2 separate regions of the Homo sapiens genome follow, and region 2 is linked to region 1. A link is an interaction called in ENCODE POLR2A ChIA-PET data of the cell type or tissue named here. Cell type or tissue: HepG2. All regions are shown on one strand. Links, peaks and the distances in the headings refer to the core of each region. The heading gives the core; the rest is flanking DNA. Region 1 holds the start of LOC124904692 (a long non-coding RNA gene). Region 2 has its middle 23 kb from the start of SLC7A10.

Evidence for each region. Peaks named below come from ENCODE experiments on the same cell type or tissue, not always from the same donor. Only the 100,000 strongest peaks of a DNase experiment are listed, where the experiment ranks them.
Region 2: POLR2A ChIA-PET joins it to region 1 with 10 read pairs; 6 of 35 experiments call an interaction of 5 or more read pairs at or near these places.

The regions. Positions count from the first base shown.
Region 1 is chr19:33,401,225-33,405,598 of GRCh38, forward strand. PEPD (peptidase D) reads right to left here. Exons shown (of 15, transcript NM_000285.4): 12 at 497-645. LOC124904692 (a long non-coding RNA gene) reads left to right here and starts at 645. Exons shown (of 2, transcript XR_007067229.1): 1 at 645-2,199; 2 at 3,065-4,374. In HepG2, for the core only: a CTCF peak has its summit at 1,504 (motif pointing left); a DNase peak (open chromatin) is centred at 2,477.
Region 2 is chr19:33,246,300-33,250,673 of GRCh38, forward strand. No RefSeq gene overlaps it. Among named protein-coding and RNA genes, the nearest start is that of SLC7A10, 23 kb to the left of the region's middle. RefSeq lists enhancers at 2,342-2,843, 4,048-4,374 and a silencer at 3,235-3,284. In HepG2, for the core only: a CTCF peak has its summit at 3,133; DNase peaks (open chromatin) are centred at 2,492 and 3,002; H3K4me3 peaks cover 739 bases.

The sequences.
Region 1 (4,374 bases), core at 292-4,291:
AGGTGCTTTACACAGCTTAACTCAGTCTCCATGAGTCGGCTGCTTCCCCATTTACAGATGTGGAAACGGCCACCCAGAGGAGGGCTTTCCATCCAAGGTCACAGAGCGCTGAGCGGCACGTGAACCTGCTCTGACCCCATGCCAGTGTCCAGAGTGGGTTGAGCCCTCCCTGGAGTAGACACCGCTTAAGGACAAAGCAGGAGACAGGCTGGCGTGCTAGTGGCCAGTGGAGATGCGCAGGTGGAGGCCAGCAGACCGGGGAGCCTTGGCCTGAGCCCCGCAATTCCTGGTTCTGTCTGTCCCTGCCTGGTGGTCAGCCTTGTTTCCTAGGAGTGACCCTGGAGACCTGACGCCACTGGAATCTCAGGGACTAAGCATCTGGAGTGTGGCAGATTCAAGTCACACAATGCAGACCCGTTCCCTGCAGGCACCTGCCACATAGCAGCGCCCCCAACGCCACGTCAGATGCGCCTCCCCCCACCGACCCGCTGCTCACCTGGCTTCATGGCACCCATGACGGCACGGGAGCTCCGCAGCACTGCCTCATAGACGGCCTTCTGGTCTGCAGTGAACTTGCCGTTGGCGGGAAAGGAGCAGGTGATGTCGGAAGCGAAGCAGTAATACTCACCGCCCATGTCGAACAGGCTGCGGAGAGAGGAAGGCAGGGCAAGTGGGTACTGGGGTGCCACCGCCCCCTTACCCTTACCGCTCCCCACCTGCCCTGGACTCGAGGGCAGCTGGCCCGGGTCCTGGATGCAACTCCCCCTCACAATGAGACCGGTGTGGGGAACTGCCACCTGGTGTCTCCCACGGGTGCGTGGGCAGCAAGGAAACCCGAAGCCATCCTGGAAGACCTGTGTCTTCCAGGGAAAAAGGGACTCAGGGCTCAGCCCAGGCAGGGAAGGCTGAGGGGAGTGGGGCTGTCCTATGCAGATGACACCCACCCCTGTGGCCTGGCCTCCAAGAGCTCAGAGCCATGGAGAATTGTTTGGAGAACTAAGGAGAGGCAGAGATGCCCCAGGACCCCGCCCGCTGCCTGGCCTCCACCCGGCACCCCAACAGGCTCTCCCAGGTCTCCCTGCACCCAGCACAGAGCACAGGCTGAGGCCGTGCTTGTGGGAAGCAGAGGAGGAGGGGGCTGGGCAGGGACCCCGGATGGGATGCACGGCCTAGAACTCCGGGCCTGAATCACACCACCTGCTTCTTCCAGGACCCAGAGCATCTGGGCAGACACTCAGTCGGCGGCTAGGGCCTCTGGCTCTGCTGCAGCTCTGGGGCCCCCTAGCTGGAGGGGTGTGCCCGACACTACCCCTCTGCCCATGGGGATGGGACGGACATATTCTGCCAGGGCCCAAGGGGAGGGCAGGGAGGAAGTGCCAGACAGCCTCATGTCCAGCAAGGCTTTCCCAGGGCCTGCTGGCCACATGTCCCCGAAGCCAGGTGGGCCCCCTCACCCTGTCCACCTGCACCCTGGCACCCTCCGGTGGCAGGCAGAGACCAGCAGGACACAGGCAGGGGCGTGGAGAATGGGGCAGAGGTGCCAGCTGTCCAGGACGGGAGGGGCCTGGGGGCCAGCAGAGAGGCAGGATGGCATGGGACAGATGGCGTGGGACAGACAGTGTGGGACAGATGACAGGAGGCCTGCTGAGGCAGGAGGATGGTGGCTGGGGCTGCCCTCTGGATGCCCTGTAAGAGGGACCCTTGGCACAGCAGGGCCCGGAAGGAGTAGGGCCTGTCCTTGCTGTGCAAAGGACCTCAGGGCCCTCTCTGGGCAACGGCAGAGAAGCAGCCTCCCGCTCATCCTGTGGTGTGGAAGGGACAGGATACGGGAAGGGCTGCTGGATCCAAACCTGGCTCTCAGGACTCCCCGGAAGCAGCCCAGGTGGACAAGGCTGGGCCTGGCTGAGGGGGCGGAGGGGCGCAGGTGGTGCCCCTTTCCATCCATCCCACCTAGGCACCTCGGGAGGCTGCAGGCAGCAGACACAGAGCGGAACCCTCGGGTCCACCAGCCCCTTCACAGGTCATGGCCAAGTCACGACACTGATGGTGATGACCCTGGCTGGCGGAGGCTGGTCTAGCCCTAGGACCAGAGCCCACCACGTCTGCAGGGTCCAGAACCAGAGCCAGGAGGGCTGAGGAAGTGCAGCTGCCCCTCTTTGGCTCCACCCTGGGCTTCCCATGGGGTCCATCTGTAGCTGGGTGAGTCCTGACAAGTCTGAGGCCAGGGGCACAGCCGCGGCTTCCGTCACGAGGGCCTCTCACCCAAATCCCAGCTCTCACGGTAAACACAACCACTCCACAAACATTCCAGAAGCTGCCTGTGCGCCTGCCTGTGGGGGGTCCTGTCCCATGGGAGGGAGCCAGGGGGTGGAGGACCCTGGCCTCATGTGGAGCAAGGAGCAGGGCCACGTGGCTGGACAGGCAGCGTCAGCCGCCCCATGGAGGCAGATTTCTAAAGGAAAAACTTGAATGCACGGCCAGGACGCTTTGCTGAAATCCAAAGTCCCCAGCCGGGCACTTTTTAATCTCCTGTCTTTTCTGATTGCAAAACACCATAAGCAGTGTCAACAGGGCAGAAAGGTCCAGATAACACCTCAGGTGACTCTCAGGCTGGGGGGAGGAGCCCCGCCTGCATGACAGGGAGCTTTGGGGTGGGTCAGAGTCACAGGATCTCTGGATGCAGTGGGCTGCTTAGGCCAACAACTGCCTGGAAGTCTACTCCTGCACAGGGCCTAGGCTTCCCCACGGCTGGCCGGGAAGGCGGGGCACATGGAAGCTCTAAACTGAAGGGAAACTGAGGCTCAGATCACGGGTCCAGGAAAGCCCTGAGTCAGGAGGGTAAACAACTCGAAGCCCAGCAATGGGTTCTTAGGTCCTGGCGGCAGTGCTCAACCTTCACGGCCTCAGTTTTTCCATCTGTAAAATGGGACCCTCCCACTGCTGTAGCTCTGGGGAGTGGAGCCATATGGAACACAGCCCAGTTTTGCCTGGGGACAGCTAAGCATTTTCATTTAGGTTCCCCAGAGTCAACCAAGAAAAATGGTTTGTGGTTTGTTGGTTTTAGAACATGCAAGAATAGCCTGGGCAGAGAGGACAGGGCCAGGAGTATGGGGGACACGGATTCCTAGGAGGCGCCAAATCAGAAGGTGACCTGCAACAGCAGCCGGGGCAGAAAGTCCTACCGGACTGTGCTGACACAAAAGAAAAAGCAGAAACTGAACTATCGTTTAAAAAACAACAACAACAACAACAACCAGGAAGCCCACAAGAATACCCCGAACAATGAAATCATCTAGGAATGTAAAAACAAGACTGTTCTCCAGTGCAGACCAGACTCAGATCCCAGTTCCCCAAACTCCCGCCAGCAAAGCAGAAAGACCATGGGATGGTGGGTGCCTGGATATCATCCGCCAGCCTGACTTTATCTTCCAGCTTGTAGAAGACTGTAACTGCATTTCTTGTTTGAAAATGATCTGCTTTCTGGAGGGGGAAGTATACACCCAGCCAGCCAGCTCCATCCTGCCCAGCGAGGCTCGGGTATGGAGCTGAAGTCTATTTTCGTGCTCCTCTCAGTTCCCTATCTTTTTCTGCCTTAAAAAAATCCCCCTAGAGTTTCTACACACATAAGTTATTCAGATGCAAGCTTTTCTGGAATCCAGGGACGAAAGCCATGGCTTTGATAAATCATCTCCCTCCCGCTCCTCTGCGTCCACTTCATCCATCCTCTGAATGCAAACCGACAATGGAGAATTCGGTCATACGTTGGCTCAATCGAGAACAGGCACGCAGGATCCCTCCTTCCTGGCTGTCTGGGGACCCTACCATCTTTGGCCGAGTGAGTCGATGATAATACAAGACATCTGGGAGACAGGATGCATCTCCAAACAACGTGCTGGCGTCTCACTCCCCACATGTGTTCTGAGGGCTCTGTTTCTGGCTCCTTCTGGGTAGCTTTGGGCCTGGGCTACCTGCCACCACTGGCCCACCCAGACCCTCCCTGGGCCCCATGGCAGGGACCCGCCAGCCCAGAGGCAGAAGGCCTCCAAGATGGGTCGGCCAGTGACGGAAGGCTTGGGAACAGTTTTCTGGGGGAAATGCTGCAATGTTTATATGAGAGCCACTTTGGACTTGGTTTGCAGTTTCATTTGAATCTCCTGAGTAGTGGCACGGCTCTTAGCTGTTCAATCCAACAGTTTACACGCGCTCATATTCGGGGCTGCAGAAGCACTGCAGACTCCGATGTGCAGCTGCCCTGGTCAGTGTCCCAGGCCAGGCTGGGGGATTGCTGAGCAGCAGGAAGCACTTGCTTCTCCTCAGTGTGAGACCGAAAGGGAGGCGTATGGGTCACTCTTCCCTTCATCTGCCCCAGTGGGC
Region 2 (4,374 bases), core at 163-4,162, 160 kb before region 1:
GCCCTCTGGCCACGCCGCCAGCTGGCTAGGGCTGATCAGAAGCCTTCAGTTTCAGGACAGCTGCCAGGGTGTGGACCATGGGGACTGGTAAGAGTTTCTGGCTAAGTCCTGGCCAAGCCATTCCAAGGGACAGCTGCAGTGTCTCTCCAGTCAGCACCTGGAAGGGGGCCAGCCCAGCCTCAGACCTGGGGCCAAACACATGTGAGTATGTGCAAACGTGCACACACGTGTCCACAGGCACACACAAATACACATGTGCATGAACACATGTTCACACATGTACTCCATGCACAAAGGAACACACACACAAATAACATGCACATGCAAGCACATGCACTAACAAGCGCATGAATGCACACACGTGCAAATGCACAGGGATGTGTGCACAAATCACATATGTGCACACACTCACACAGACAAACACTCCCCACTCTGCCTCCCCAGGCAGGCTCCAGGAATGGAGAAACGCCTTTGCATCCAATGTGTTTGGGGTGAGATCAGCTGGGGGAGGGGCCTCTTCCCTGCCTCCCCAGTCCTGGCAGCTCCTCCCTTCTGGGCCAGGCTTCTCCCCTGTCTGGACTGGTTGGCATATGTGTATGGGAGGAGGAAGGGGCAGCAGGAATGTCCTACCACCCCCAGGAGCTGCTCTGGGCAGAGGCAGGGGATGGCGCCTTTGCTGGACTCCCTGGCTGCATCTTTCTGGGTGGGGGGCACTGGGATGGTTCCTGTATCCCATAGAAGCAAACTGGGCAGAGGGCCGAGGTGGGTGCTGTGGTCACTGTCAGGCATTGAAGGGACCCGGGGTCATCCCTGAAGCAGGTCAGCCTGGGAGAGGCCTTCCAGGCTTGCTGCAGTCGGCACCCCCCCCCACAGGAAGCCAGCCCAGCCATAGCCTCCTGCCCTTTTGAAGATGCTCCCTCCTGGCTTCTGTCCCTGCTGGCAGGCTGGGGTTTCTGAACCCCTCATTCCTCAGTCATCTCGACCCTGTGAGAGCCTCAGAGGCCTCCTGATCCCTGTTGTCCCCTGGCCATCCTGGAGTGTCAGCCCGGGGCTGGCCCTGAGCTCATTTTCAGCATGACAACTGGTCCTCAGCTGACACCCCCATCCCCTCAGCCCAGGAGGCCAGCTGTGGTGGGTTCTGCTGAATCCAGCTTGCTAACCACCAGCCCATGCCCACAGTCCCTGGCAGGGGACACAGTTCTGCCCCCTCCCCCACCAGATCAATACCTCCAAGACTGCTGTCAGCAAATCTTTGACCTCTGACCTGGCCACACACAGTGACCCCTGAACCTGTTGGTCTTTCCACCAACCCTTGCTCTAGTCTCTGGGGTGGGTGAGGGGCTGACACCCTGGCTCTGGCCTGGGCTGTTAGGGGCAGGGAGAGGGTGAGGCCATCAGTCCCCACCAGCCCGGCCTCTTCCCTTCACTCCACACTCAGGGCCACAGTGGTTGGTGTTGTTGGGGGGGGGATGGATGCAGTGGGGGATGTGCCACCTATGCCAAGCAGGCTGTGATGAAGGATTCGGGGATTCCTTCTGGAGCCCAGGGGCCCTGGGAGCTCCAGCCATGAGTGAAGAGCCAGCAGCGAAGAGGATGGCTTCCCATCCTCTCTCCAAGGCCCACAAAGGTGCCCACCCCTTTCTGCTCTGGGCCCTCCGGATCGATCTGGGACCCAGCAGCCTTGCAGCCCTGACCTGAGAATGCAAAGGGGCCTGTACAGATTGCTTCCTGAGCCCTGTTCCTTGCAGCTCAGCTGGGAGGGTCCCTGTCCTGCCCACCCATCCTGCCCCAGATAAGGGTCTAGCCCACTGTCTCGCAGAAACCGTGGTGGACCCCAGTGGTGCTGTTGGGAGCCCCACATCCCGAACCACCCTGGGATACAGCCTCGGGAGTCCTGCGCTCCCTGGCAGACACCACTGACCAGGGACCCTGCCTTCAGGAAATCCGGCCAGGACAACAGGACCTGCCCCTCTGGTGTCCAGGTCAGCTCACCATGTGGCCCTTTCCTGGCCCGCCTTCCCTTGCTCCTGCTCCTAGGAAGAGATGCCTCCACCTCCACTCCCCCATGGGGCATTCTGAAGGCCATGGGTTCCAGCAGTCCTGTGCTGGCACCAACTGGGTCTGCGGTAGGACAAGGGGCAGTGGCTCAGAGACTCCAGCAGTGAGACACTTCCCTGTCCCAGGAGGAGGGGAAGAAGAGGAGCAGGAGGAGGAAGGAGAGGGAGAGGAGGGAGGATGGTCAGGGCCCCCCACTAAAATGGGACAGGCAGGTGAGGGGTGCTTGGAGTGGAGACTATGCTGGAAACTGAGGCTGAGAGAAGGTAGTCAGAGGCAGAGCCACGCATGTGTGCTCCAGTGCGCCTGACTCCAGGGTCCTCGCTTCTCCTGACTGCATCAGACTCGACCTTGACCTCTGGGTATGCTGGGTCAGGGCAGAGTGCTGACGCACTGCAGAGCCCCTCGGGCCCCGCCTCTCTGCTTACGGGGGCCTTCTCAGGAGCCAGGAGGGACCAACCCAGGTAGGGGACTGTTTGGACGAGTCCAGGCCAGGTGGAGGTGTGGGCAGCCGGCCCTGAGGTCACTGGGTGTGTGTCAGGGGTGGGGATTGTCCAGGAGGCCCCTACAGAGCAACACGTCATTCTAAGGCTACATTTCACACTGGCCTCGGGTATGACCTTGGCCGTCCCTTCTCCCCTAAGCAGTCCTCTGGGCTTTCTGGGAGCCTTGGTTTCTTCTCCACTTGAGACCTGGGCCAGTCAGGTGGGAAAAGCCAGCAGCCACGGGGGGCCTGGTGCAGAGGAGGAGGTGGGAGAAGCAGCAGGCGGGGGGCGCCCAAGGAGCCTCTCTGCCTACCTTGGGCTCAGCCTTGCACTTGATGACCCCACCCGGGCCTGTGTGACAACCATGCCACTGACGGGGAACTGAGCCTCGGAGAGGGGAGGTGACTCACAGAGGTGACCCAGGAGATGGAACCGCATTGGGAGCTGGGGCTGGACATTCCAGCCGCTGCCAGGAAAATCCTGCCGGAAGAGTGCACTGTGCGGGTGCCCAGGAGGCTGCGGGTCTGCACCCAGCTCCTCCGACCCGGTGCCCAGGACCCCTGCCTGGCTGGCCAGAGAGGGGAAGTGCGCCCCGGGCGGCCAGCCCGCAGCTGTTGGGCAACATCTGGAGGGAAGGAGGAGGTGAGGAGCAGAGGGCGTGGAGCTGGGTCCTGACGTGTGCCCGCGCTGCCCGGCACCCACGAGGGCTGGGGCCCGGTGCCACCCGGGGGTCTCAGCCTCCTTCTAGTCCCACGAGCCCTAGAGGACTTCCTAGTCCCCCTCGCTGTGCCCTGGGGGGTCTGGGCTCTGTCCTAGGGGGTCTGGGCTGTGCACAACACACCACACCCCCGCCCCAGATGGGGGCTCCTGAAGACCCATGCTCCAACACACAGGCACACACAGACACGCACAGATACACACAGATACACACCACACACAGACACACAGATACACACCTCACACACACATCACACACACACACAGATACACACCACATGCACACACCACACACAGACACACAGATACACACCTCACACACACACCACACACACACATAGATACACACCACACGCACACACCACACACAGACACACAGATACACACCTCACACACACATCTCACACACACACAGATACACACCACATGCACACACCACACACAGACACACAGATACACACCTCACACATACACCACACACACACACATAGATACACACCACACGCACACACCACACACAGAGACACAGATACACACCTCACACATATATCACACAGACACACAGATGCACAACACACACACCAAACACCACACAAACCACACAAATACACACCACACACACACCAGACATAGACACACAGATATGTACCTCACACACATATCACACAGACACACAGATACATAACACACACCACACACACACAGATACACACCACATACATACCACACACAGACACACAACACACACAGACATAGACACACACAGACATAGACACACACACCACACACACAGAGGCACACACAGACATGCATAGACAGATACACATAGACACACATGCATACATCACACACCACACACACAGATACACAGATACACACCACATACATACCATACACAGACACAGACACACATGCATACATCACACACCACACACACAGATACACAGATACACACCACATACATACCATACACAGACGCAGACACACACACCACACACACAGACACAGATACACACACCACACATACCACACACAGAGGCACACACAGACAGATGTAGACAGATACACATAGACATAGACACACACAGACACACAGATACACATCAGACACACACAC